Linked DNA regions of Homo sapiens: regions 1 and 2 are each linked to region 3. Evidence: chromatin contacts called from ENCODE Hi-C or POLR2A ChIA-PET data. All regions are on one chromosome and are shown on one strand. Each heading gives the region's core, a stretch centred on a gene start or an enhancer-like site at or near the end of the contact. The rest is flanking DNA. Distances are from core to core; before and after follow the strand shown. Region 1 overlaps LRIG1 (leucine rich repeats and immunoglobulin like domains 1). Region 2 overlaps LOC105377144 (a long non-coding RNA gene). Region 3 overlaps LOC105377141 (a long non-coding RNA gene).

What was found. A loop is a pair of places that touch in the nucleus more often than their neighbours do. ChIA-PET counts read pairs that join two places held with the same protein, here RNA polymerase II (POLR2A). Pooled maps may share reads with other maps.
Region 1: a loop to region 3 is called in a map of endothelial cell of hepatic sinusoid, with 4 times the contacts of the local background. The contact joins two enhancer-like sites. A Hi-C loop is called at or near these places in 5 of 168 maps with a recorded cell type or tissue (aorta, endothelial cell of hepatic sinusoid, naive thymus-derived CD4-positive, alpha-beta T cell and 1 more), 13 of 37 single-sample maps with no recorded cell type and 5 of 50 pooled maps. POLR2A ChIA-PET finds 5 or more read pairs at or near these places in 2 of 52 experiments (BJ and CD4-positive, alpha-beta memory T cell).
Region 2: a loop to region 3 is called in a map of IMR-90, with 2.4 times the contacts of the local background. The contact joins two enhancer-like sites. A Hi-C loop is called at or near these places in 3 of 168 maps with a recorded cell type or tissue (IMR-90, astrocyte of the cerebellum and chondrocyte) and 2 of 50 pooled maps. POLR2A ChIA-PET finds 5 or more read pairs at or near these places in 2 of 52 experiments (AG04450 and HEK293T).

What each region holds. Positions count from the first base shown.
Region 1 is chr3:66,392,176-66,395,774 of GRCh38, reverse strand. It overlaps LRIG1 (leucine rich repeats and immunoglobulin like domains 1), which reads left to right. Exons shown (of 19, transcript NM_015541.3): 12 at 1,572-1,735. Among named protein-coding and RNA genes, the nearest start is that of LRIG1, 110 kb to the left of the region's middle. RefSeq lists an enhancer at 2,118-2,167. Within about 2 kb of position 1,559, at least 9 of the 41 ENCODE cell types and tissues checked have a DNase peak (open chromatin) inside an H3K27ac peak, as active enhancers do.
Region 2 is chr3:66,808,156-66,811,869 of GRCh38, reverse strand. All of the region lies in intron 2 of LOC105377144 (a long non-coding RNA gene), which reads left to right. Among named protein-coding and RNA genes, the nearest start is that of KBTBD8, 190 kb to the left of the region's middle. Within about 2 kb of position 2,054, at least 3 of the 41 ENCODE cell types and tissues checked have a DNase peak (open chromatin) inside an H3K27ac peak, as active enhancers do.
Region 3 is chr3:66,596,361-66,600,050 of GRCh38, reverse strand. The region is part of intron 1 of LOC105377141 (a long non-coding RNA gene); the gene reads right to left. Among named protein-coding and RNA genes, the nearest start is that of LRIG1, 97 kb to the right of the region's middle. Within about 2 kb of position 1,695, at least 2 of the 41 ENCODE cell types and tissues checked have a DNase peak (open chromatin) inside an H3K27ac peak, as active enhancers do.

The sequences.
Region 1 (3,599 bases), core at 310-2,809, 200 kb after region 3:
GGTGCACTCCTGGGAGCTGCCCTCCCCAAACACTGCATGGGAATTGACCATTTCCTCAGGGATGGCCGTTACAGCCCTTCCGCCACCTGCAGTGACTCCACAGTAGGACAGCCCTCCAGATGGCTCTCAGCAGAACGCTACCTGCCCGTGAAATAAAAATGCAAACTCTCATGCTGATTTTAAGATCTAATATGGGCCAGCATCCCAGTTATAATGGCCTTGAGATAAGTTATTTCTGTTTTTGGAAAAGCACTTTCCAAAATTATAATTATTTTAATAAGATGCCCAACTCATCTAGGGGTGATGGGGAACATGAGGAAGAGTGGATTTTACTTAATTTAGCCTTGGGTCATCTGCTTACACTTCATTCTTCCTTGCTGTGACAGTTTCTCTGCTCATTAGAAATCTGGAGAGAAACAGAAGAAAATGGAAGGCCAGTCCATTTGGTTGCTTTGTTGATGTCTGAGGACAGTGGTGGGTGGAGAAGGCAGCCAAAGTCGTGCTCTTGGCCTGCATGATGTTTTTGGAATTTCTGCGCATACCTGTGCCTCCTGTTTGTCACCATGTACCAGAGACAGTGTATTGCAGGGAAGCCTGTGTGCTCTCTTTCCCAGTCTTCCCTTATCGTGGGCCAGCCATCATTCTTTAGCTCACAGCTCTGAGGTCTTCCAGGAACAAGGCAGCTAGACTCTTGGTTGACTTATCTTCAAGTGACTCCTCAGGAAGGAATGTCCGCTGAGATGGCGATTCCGATTTCTGTTTAAAAAGCTTATCCTTAGTTGCTGAGAAATGAAAAAGAAAATATTCTCTGTTTTGGTTGGAGCCCCACAAAGCTAAAGTTGTGCATTCTCATGCTCCCTGGGCAGTGGCAATTAACTAACAAGCACTATTTAGGGAGCAGAGCCGAATTCTGCCGGCCCCCTGAAGAATACTGGTGCAAAGATCAAGGCACAAACAAGAGGGTGGCACAGTGACGGGGCTTATTACATTTGGAAGTAAGAAAACATGCAGCTTTGCCAAATGGAAAAGGAACAGCCATGAGGCAAAAGAGCCCTCCTCGGAACTTGTTGCAGAATTTGGATCAAAGTCTCAGGCCGAGTTTGGAAGCTCCAAGTAGTTTATCAGGAAAGTGGGAAAAACCAGAGGGGGGATGGTGGCAGCATAGCACTGTTGGATGTATCAGAGGTCAGGAGAGGTCAGAAGGCAGCCCAGGGTCACACAGGAACAGTGTCTGTCCCAGAACATGGCATGGATAAGCTCCACGTTGCTGCTGCTCCAGTTGCGGTCCTTGGGTCAGCAGCCCCAGCATGATACGTGAACTTGTTAGCAGAGTCGTGGGTTCCACTCCTGACCCACCCAATCAGCAACTGCATTTTTTCAAAATCTCCAGGTGGGTTATATGCACTGCCCTGGGAAATTGGAGAGGAAGTGTGAGAAAAACCATTTCCCCCTTCCAGCTTGCTGATGTTCACTTGAGAAGCTGATTGGAGGCGACTGATCATTGTGTGTGTGAAGGGAGTGTCCCTCCTTTGCGGCTGCACCTGAAGCATCCACTGTTGTGTTTCTTTCAGCCATATCAGCAGCGACAGCTTCCTGTGTGACTGCCAGCTGAAGTGGCTGCCCCCGTGGCTAATTGGCAGGATGCTGCAGGCCTTTGTGACAGCCACCTGTGCCCACCCAGAATCACTGAAGGGTCAGAGCATTTTCTCTGTGCCACCAGAGAGTTTCGTGTGCGGTAAGACTGTCTTTGTAACTTTTTCTCTCCTTCATGAAGGACAAGGAAGCCAGGAGGTACTCTTCATTATGGGAGTAATTCCTGTGATCAGAGTAAACCCCAGCCCGTGGTTACAGATCAGCTGCTGGATGCAATTTATTTCTTGCTGAAACCACACACAGTATTTACCGTAGAGTTGCCTCATTATGTGGTTCTTGGAGGACATGCATTTAATCAGAAGGGAGTATAAGTTGGTTCAGTTACAAATCAGAATAATCAGTTACAGGAAGATAGTTCTGTTGTTTCAGAAGGGCTCTGGTGCCCGGGTTTAGCTGCGAATGTACTCCGCGTACGAGGCTGGCGTTTTAATGTGTGTTTCTTTCCGACCCCAAGAATGAAAGGTTAAATACAGGAAGAACAAGTCTCAGGAGAACAGTTGCTGTAGTAAAAATAATTCCTTGATGTTGACTTGTACTCTTGCTGTTTCTCCAAACCACTGAAATCTGCACTTGCAGCTTTACATTCTTTTTGCCTTCTGATTCCTGGAGCGTAGCTCTTGCCATCTTTTTGACTGGGAGTCGGGATCCAAGTTTGGTTGCAGAGAGCACAGAAAATGCTGAACAGCTGAAAACACACACGCAGGCTAGCTCAGACAGGACTGACACAGGCTCACGGTCAGGAAGACATGGTCAAAAAATGAGATGAATTTTGAGTTTTTCCTGTTTGCTTGCTCTAAGCAGGAGCAAGAGTGGGATTCCCAGGCCTGACTGGAACTGCTGGGCAGGTGTTAAGTCCCTCCTGCCTTTTGTGCTCACTGGTCTCCCTTGAGCCTTGAGATCCCTGCTGTGAGGATCCTAACCAGGAACTCACCCATCCATATGGCAACCCTTGTGGGCCACTTCTGTCTCCTACTTTCTGGCCATAGCAATAGCCATTGTGCCTGCTGGAGTAGCCAGTGTGCCTGCTGGAGGCAAGATGTGTGTGCCCTCTCCATGCATCCACCCCTACCTTCACCATCACCACTTTTGAGAACAGGCCTGCTGAACTTCCTCTGGATCCAGACCAGGGACACGTCTTAAACCCACTGCGAACATGGCAGCAGCTCTCCAAACTGACTTTTCATACCGATCTGTCTTATGGAGCCTTCTGTGTGGAATCTAATGCTCGCACAGCTCCATTATCCAGGCACAAAATGGCTGTATAATCCATTGTTCATTGGCCCATTGTCATCAAGTCCTTGACCCTTAAATTGTTTATAGACCTCCCTCAAATAAAGCTTTCCATCGCTCCCTCCCCTTTCCTGCCATAGGGCAGGCTTTCCCTCTGGGTGAGCCAGGTAGGACTTTGGTAAGTTCACCTAGCCCCCAGCCTGTGGCCCTGGCATATTCTGGATTGCAAGAGTTGTTTATTTCACATCTGTCATCCCCACCCCCACATTTTAGCTCAAGCTTCCCCCCCTCTAAAAACGTCAGGTGTTAATGGGAATCATGAAAACACTTGGCAGAAGATCAAGGTTTCAGGCTTTATGGGAGTCTCCCACTCCTTTTTTAAAAACGGAAACATAAGCACTCCACATCCACTAGGACAGCTAGAATCCAAAACTCAGATAATAACAAGTGTTGCTGAGGATAGGGAGAACCCTCCTACACTGCTGGTGGGAGTGTAAACTGGGGCAGCCACTTTGGAAAACAGTCTCGGCAGTTCCTCAGTTCAACATCCAGTTACGACATGACCTGGCAGTTCCACTCTTGGGTGTATACCTAAGAGAAATGAATGTATATGTTCACACAGAAACTTCTTCATGAATGTTCATAGCAGCATTATTCATAATGGCCAAAATATGGGCACAACCCAGGTATCAGTGGATGACTGGATAAACAAAAGG
Region 2 (3,714 bases), core at 805-3,304, 210 kb before region 3:
GAAGATCGAGACCATCCCGGCTAACACGGTGAAACCCTGTCTCTACTAAAAATACAAAAAATTAGCCGGGCGTGGTGGCAGGCACCTGCAGTCCCAGCTACTCGGGAGGCTAAGGCAGGAGAATGGTGTGAACCCGGGAAGCAGAGCTTGCAGTGAGCCGAGATCTCGCCACTGTACTCCAGCCTGGGCCACACAGCGAGACTCCGCCTCAAAAAAAAAAAAAGTAACATGCTAATAGATGGTGTCAAGGTATATTATGAGAGTATGCTATTTTGATTTTAATCTTCCTTTTTTCTAGCATTTGAGGCCCTCAACCTACTTTTCCAACCTGATACTGCTCCACCTTCTAAAAGTATTTTCTACAGCAGCCAAGCTGAAAACTGTCTCAAGTGTAGGCCCTCATTTATACTGTTCCCTTTTCTCTCGCCTCCCCTTCCTTAAGTTTACTAAAATCCTGCCCTACCATGGTCTTTCATAAGTGTCACCTTCTTAATGAAGACTTTCCAAATGGACTCACCCAGATGCCTCTCCTTTGTTCATATACACTTCGTACTAAGTCTGTCTGTCCCTTTCTTAACTGCCTATCCCCATTCTGTTATGGCATTGTACTATTTGTCTTGTTCTGACTTATGAGATAGGAGAGAAGATGAGCATCGAAACTTGCTCTTATCTATAGTCCTATAGTGCTTAGCGCAATGTCTTGTCCTAGCAGAAGCTTTGAGTTGCAAGTAGGGACTTGAAAACACAATCCAAACCACAAAGATAAGTCATTGACTGAAATCAAATATATACCTAATCATGATTTGGAGTTTTAAATTGCAATCCTAGGACTGGTTCCTCCATAGGAAGGCTATGCAGAAATAGAGGCTTCCCAGCAACCTAAAGACAAATAACAACAGTGTCTTCAAAAGATTCTTCATGTGAATACAGAGATGACAACCTGATGATCTACAAGTTTATTTCGGCCTCCAGAGCTCTTCTTTTTCTCTAGAACTGTATAGACCCATGAAGGGATATATATATATATATATATATATATATATATATATATATATATATATATATATATTTTTTTTTTTTTTTTTTTTAAGTTACCAGCATTTTAAAATGGGAAGATTTCGTACAAAAATCTAGATTTCTGACTTCTTTTAGAAGAAGCCTGGGTTCCCACGTGGCAACTATCTATAGTAGCATAGTAGTGACTGCTCTCTGTATATGAAGTATATGATCTCCAACTTGCCACAGTCCCCACCAATCCCTGTTGTATGTCTGATGTTGTAGCTCCAACACAGTAGCTATTTATCTTTGTGCTTGCTCTGTTTATGTCAGTCTGTTTTCAAAAATAGAATTGAAAGAAAAATTTTTACCCATATTTTTAATAAAAATATAAAACTAAAAATAGTCTGAGAAGCAGCTGGTAACATATAATTAAGCTTGTGGATTCAAAAGTCAGACTATCTGGACCCAAATCTGGTAGCCTCTTCTAGTTGAGTTGCCAGATAAAATATAGAAAACACAGTTAAATATGAATTTCAGATAAATAATGAATAATTTTTAGTATAATTGTATCTCATGTATTTTTATTTGCCAAATCTGAGAACCCTACTTCTACTTACTATGTGACATCAGGCAAATGAGTTAGCCTCTCTGTGTCTCAGTTTCCTCATAAGTAAACTGGGGATAATAAAGGAACATTGTGAGTATAAAATAAATATTAACTACTATCATTGTTAATTTATTTAAGAAATAATAGCAGACAGAATATTCTCTTGGGACAGTGAAGAACATGTCTTTATATTTGATAAAGTGTGTCTTATCCTAAAATATACAACTGAAGATGTTGCATTTGAGTAGCAGCTGCTCTAGACAAATCTTGAAAATCTCAGTGGCCTCATGCTGAAGATTTATTTCTACTTTATGTAATGTGGACTATAGGTCAAAGGCCAGATAGCTCTCTCTTATATGGAAGATGTGGCCTCCAAAGTCACTACAGCAGAGGAAGGAGATGGAGAAGGCAGGCCCCCTGTTAGCAACCTTGACCTGAAAGTGATACGAGAAGCTTCCCCTAACAGCCCATTGGCCAGAACTAGTCACATGGTCCTAAGCTAACTGCAACGGAGACTGGGAAATACAGGGGAGCATATAGATTGGTGAACAGTAACCACTTATCTGCCTGGCTGCTATAGACAACTCGACTTTTAACTCCAGTGTATGCAACGGATTCAAAATCAGAAGACCCTCCTTGTTCTGCTCTTTCTCAAGCAAGAGAAATATAGCCAAAGGATTTTTCTTTCCCTGGGAGGTTCGTTTACTCCCCAACCACTGGAGAAACAAAGAGATTTCTTTTTTTCTTCCTGTCAGGAGCAGGAAGTTGTTCTAAGTTCAGTTGATTATATTGTTGACTTAGAAACTTTGAAACAGAATCCAAAGTCAAACAAGAGAAAAGGGAAGCGGGAAATTAAAGTTTTCTGATTAAGGGCCCACGGATATCACAAGCAGTAAGGTCTTTCCAATTTGTAGCACATATGCCAGATCTCATTTTTCATTTTGGATTTGGAGCTTCCTAAACCCTGATTCTTCCAGCATTTGCAGAGTAATTCTCAGAAGATAGACAAAAGCCTGCACAGGTCCAATCACTGGGGTGAATCCAGGTGTTTGCCTGGAATGGAATTTCACCAAAAGGAATTCAGTCTGCAGCTTTGCTTTCAGGAGAATGACACATGGATCAATACAGCAGCCAGCACCAGGCTCACTGGCTGGTCCCGGGTTGAAGGCCAATGCCATCTGCCAGGCTGCCAAGGTTAATGAAGCTGTGTTGTTCTAATCTCATCTTAAATGAGGTTTTTGAGCTGTGAACAGGGAAGGAGAGCGGGTGAGCCTATCATGAGTGATGAGGCTTTGTCAGTTATACCCCATGTGTACGATTCATAAATCAGGTAATATTTCCTGATCTGAAAATCTGTATTTGCAGCTTTGGTAATGATTTTTAGATAAGTTTTGAGGAGTTGCAAGTAGGGACTTGAAGAAAACCGCCAACTGATAAGCCATCTGTGTGTGCTAGGAAGAAGTTCATTTAATCTTTCTACTCTGAAAGAAAAGGAAGGTACTGTTGGCAGATCCATACAATATGTGTGATGGCCAGCGTGGCAGAGACTCAAAGTTGGGAGGAAAATCGTTTACCCAACATTATCATTCTGCCTGAATCATCATCTAAAATTTCATAAGCATTAATTCTGGTGCCATAATAGTCTTTAAAAAGAAAACTTTCCCAAAATGATAGACTTGTTCTGTATTTACTAACATCACTGTGAGGCATTTGCTAGAAGTTTGGTAAAGTCAAGGAGACTTAGTGGCACTTAAATTCTTTTGAGAGCTATATTGATCCCTTTCACCTATCCTTGGCTTTGCCTCTGTCCAAAATCCAGAAACCTCTTACAGTTCCAGGTTCATAAGACATGCTAAAAACTTTCTCCTTAGGGGAAGTAATAATTTTTAATATGAAGGCTATTAAAATGCCAACAAGGAGTTTTTCATAATATGCTAAATTGTTTTACCTCTACCTAAGCAATCTTTACTTAACTGAAATGTTGATTTTTTTTTATGTCATGGTTTCTTTCATGAAGAGTCTGTGCATTTCACCTACTTGAATGTAATCCTTCCCAGACCAGCTACCTTGTGCACAGAATTGGAAGAGCTATAAAGTCACATTTTTAT
Region 3 (3,690 bases), core at 446-2,945:
TATGATCCACAGATTATGGCTGCTGATGATAACTCTTATTTTTTGAGCACTCATTAAGTTAACATACATCGTGGCTTTTACACATGACTTAGGGCTTGATACATATTATTTCATTTGATCTTCATAATGTTCTTTTAATCTTACTATTTAAATCTTTTTTTACACATGAGGAAATACATATAGCAAGGTTAGATCACCTGTTTAAAAATCACACAGCTATGAAGTGGCAGAGCCAGGATTTTCATCAGAGAAGTTTAAAGAAAGAGCTCATTTTCAGCCGGGCATGGTGGCTCACGCCTGTAATCCCAGCACTTTGGGAGGCCAAGGCGGGTGGATAAAGAGGTCAGGAGATCGAGACCATCCTGGCCAACATGGTGAAACCCCATCTCTACTAAAATACAAACAAATTAGCCGGGCGTGGTGGCATGTGCCTGTAATCCCAGCTACTCGGGAGGCTGAGGCAGGGGAATCGCTTGAACCCGGGAGGCGGAGCTTGCAGTGAGCAGAGATCGCGCCACTGCACTCCAGCCTGGTGACAGAGCGAGGCTCCGTCTCAAAAAAGAAAAAAAAAAAAAGCCAAGAAAGAGCTCATTTTCTTGATTCCATGCTGCACTGCCTCTCTCACTATTCACCTATCCATTGTCATAACATTTCATCATTCTTTTGCTGTGGAACAAATTACCACAAATTTAGCAGGTTGGAACAACACAAATATATTATCTTTCCAGCTCTGTAGGTGAGAGGCCTGTTCATGGGACTTAGCTGGAGTCTCTGTTCAGAGCTTCACTGGGTTGAAATCAAGATATTAACCAGGGCTGTGGTTCTCATTTGGGGCTTTGGGTGCTCTTCTAAGTATGCAGGTCATTTTTCTGCCAACTGTCAGCCAGGTACCACTGTCAGCTCCTATAGGCTACCCCAGTCCATCACCACATCCTCCACAGGCTTTCACAAACCTGGGTGTCTGCTTTCTCCCAGGTCAACAGAGACCCAGCTCTCTGAGTTCCACCTCTGCCACCTTCTCCTTTGAAAGGTCTCATGTGATGAGTTCAGGCCCACCTGGATAATCACCCTATCCTAAAATCAACTAATCTGGGGCCTTAATGACATCTGCGTACATCTTTCACAGCAGTACCTGGAATCACGTTGGACTGTACATGATTCACATACACGGAAAGTATGTGTGCATCAGGTCCTGGAAATCTTGGGAGCCATCTCAGAATTCTGCCTGCCATTTTTAATTTCTGTGTTTTTAAGCAGTGGTTGCTGACGCTATCAAAGAGAGTTGCCTGCCCATGCTGTGTTTCCAGGCCTAACACTGCCCTTCACACCCCTCCTTCCCCACCTTGCTCGGTGTCCCATGCATGCATACAGGAGTTGACCAATGCTTTCCTGATGGTGAGGTTTGGGGGCTGCACCTCAATCGTTATCTTCATCAGCTCCATGAATTTCCCTATAGTTCTTCCCCCCTCCGTTCTCTGTTAGGAAAGCCAGGTAATTCCCATTATGAAGAGGGAAAGTCCGTGATCTTGGAGCGGAGAGAGGGGTACCCGTGCCAACTATAACTAGGACTGATTCCAATTCAGCTGGTCAGTGCCATTTGGTGGAATCCAAACCTTATTTCTGCCTTCTCAGCCCTGACTTGCCCTCCCCCACCTACCCTCCCCACTACTATGTTCTCTGGTTTCCCCTGAAAATTCCTGTGTTCTTACGAGCATGCCAAGAAAATTGTGCTCAAACCATCTGGACAAGTAATCCCAGCGTGAAAATATCTTGGTGCTTCAGCTTCCCAAACTAAAAAGGTTTTAATTTGAGTCACCCACAGAGACCCGCCCTAAAACAGCCTAATTTTTTTAAAAAGGAAGGGAAATGAGACCTTCATAGAAAGGCAGCCTCTAGACTAGAAAATTTCACCCTGCCATAGATTTCTTCACATCTGATCTCCGTGAAAAATTCCACTAATTTTTCAAAAGTAACAAGTGAAAAATGTGAAAGATGGGATGTAGAGAATTAGCTGTACCACGTATGTGGACTAGTTTAAAGGTTTAAAGGTAACAGTCCTTCAGAAAAAAATTGTCAAATGAAGTAAGATTTTCGTTCCAATCAGACTATCTGGCATCTGTTTATTTGGTTCTTGATAATTTCAAGGAGAATATTGATACTGGCCCATCTAGGAATCCCATAAAAGAGTGTAAAGTGACCATACGCTAGCATATGAGTTAGACATTTTTATAGAAAATGGAAGCCAATATAATTCTTAAATGAGTGTATATTCTGCAATTATATTTAGTGAGATTAAAGATCAAAAAAATACTGGCTGGGTTCAGAAAGGTCAAAACACCTAGGATCTTAACCAAGTCCAAACTCTGCAACTGAACTCATCAAAGCCAACTCTCTCCCCAGTTGCCACTGAAAAAAACACAAAAAGGCCTGTGGAAGCCCAATGTAGATGAGCTGGGGTATGAATAGGCCAACTCCCATCAGTCATTGTGAAATGGCCTTGTTGTCTGGAGTAACAGCTGAGGTTTGTCGTCTCACGGCAACATGAGGTTTGTTGTCCCATGGAGAACAAGGACGCAGACACACAAAGAGTGAGTTTACGAGCAGGGGGTTTTATAGATGAGCTGGTGAGGAGGTGGTATCTGATTTACATACACCATGAAAGACTGGTTAGAACAGGTGTGCCATTTCTATAGGGAGAGAATCTCTGGTAGCTTCCACCCTAATCTTTTATTATGCAGGTGGGTTCTCTGCCTGAGTTGAGCCATGTTGCCCATTTCTTTATTACTGTACACGTGGTAACAACAACAAAAAAAGGGAAGATGGAGTCTCCATGTTGGACATGCCTGGCCCCCAGGTAGCCCTTTTCTGTTGGTGGAGCTACTAGCATTTCCCCGTGCAAGCTTCCAGCTTTATCTATGTTTGCAGCTAGATTTTTCATGCTGCTCTTTATTAGAAAAGGAATGACTTTGGGGGCTGCTTTTTGTTAGAAAAGAAATTCTGCCAAGGGCTCTTTTGCCCTCACTATCTGCCTAAATAATTTCTTTCTACCTCCTCTATCAATTGGTTAAGGGCTGTTCTCGGGGGGCATTAACTCTCTAGGATACCATTTGCCTGCTTCACGGGGCAGAGAAGACCCCAGCAGCCAAAGAAAGCCCTCAGGCAAGAAATGCAGGCTCTGATCCTTGAAAAGAAGATATGAGTGCCTGATATGTCAGGAGATTTAGTGAGGTGCTTCATTTCTCCTAAGAAGGGATGTAACAAGCTCTGCTCCCATTTTCTCTTAGAACCTGTGGGGGCAAAAACCCCACTACAGAGAGAAAAATGTTTCTTGACATACAAAGGATGTTCAGAAAGTACATTATGATATTAAACAACAGGATAAAGATCAATATCCTGAATGTGGTCTCTGGTATCTCCTCATCTCCTCTGTCCGTCCTCTGTGTTCTTCGTGATCCGCCACCCTGGCCTTCTTTCAGGGACTTAAACCACCCTGCTCCATCCCCAGCAGAAGCTTTGTACATGCTGTTCTCCCCACCCTAGTTTGGGGATCCTTTCTTTATTAGCTCAGTTTTTCCTTGTATAAAAATGCCTCCTGACCCCACCCACACCCCAGACTAGGTTAGATCAGAACTTACATCCATTCCAAATGTGTACCCATCCTTTCATTAGATCAGTAAGCTCAGTGAGGGC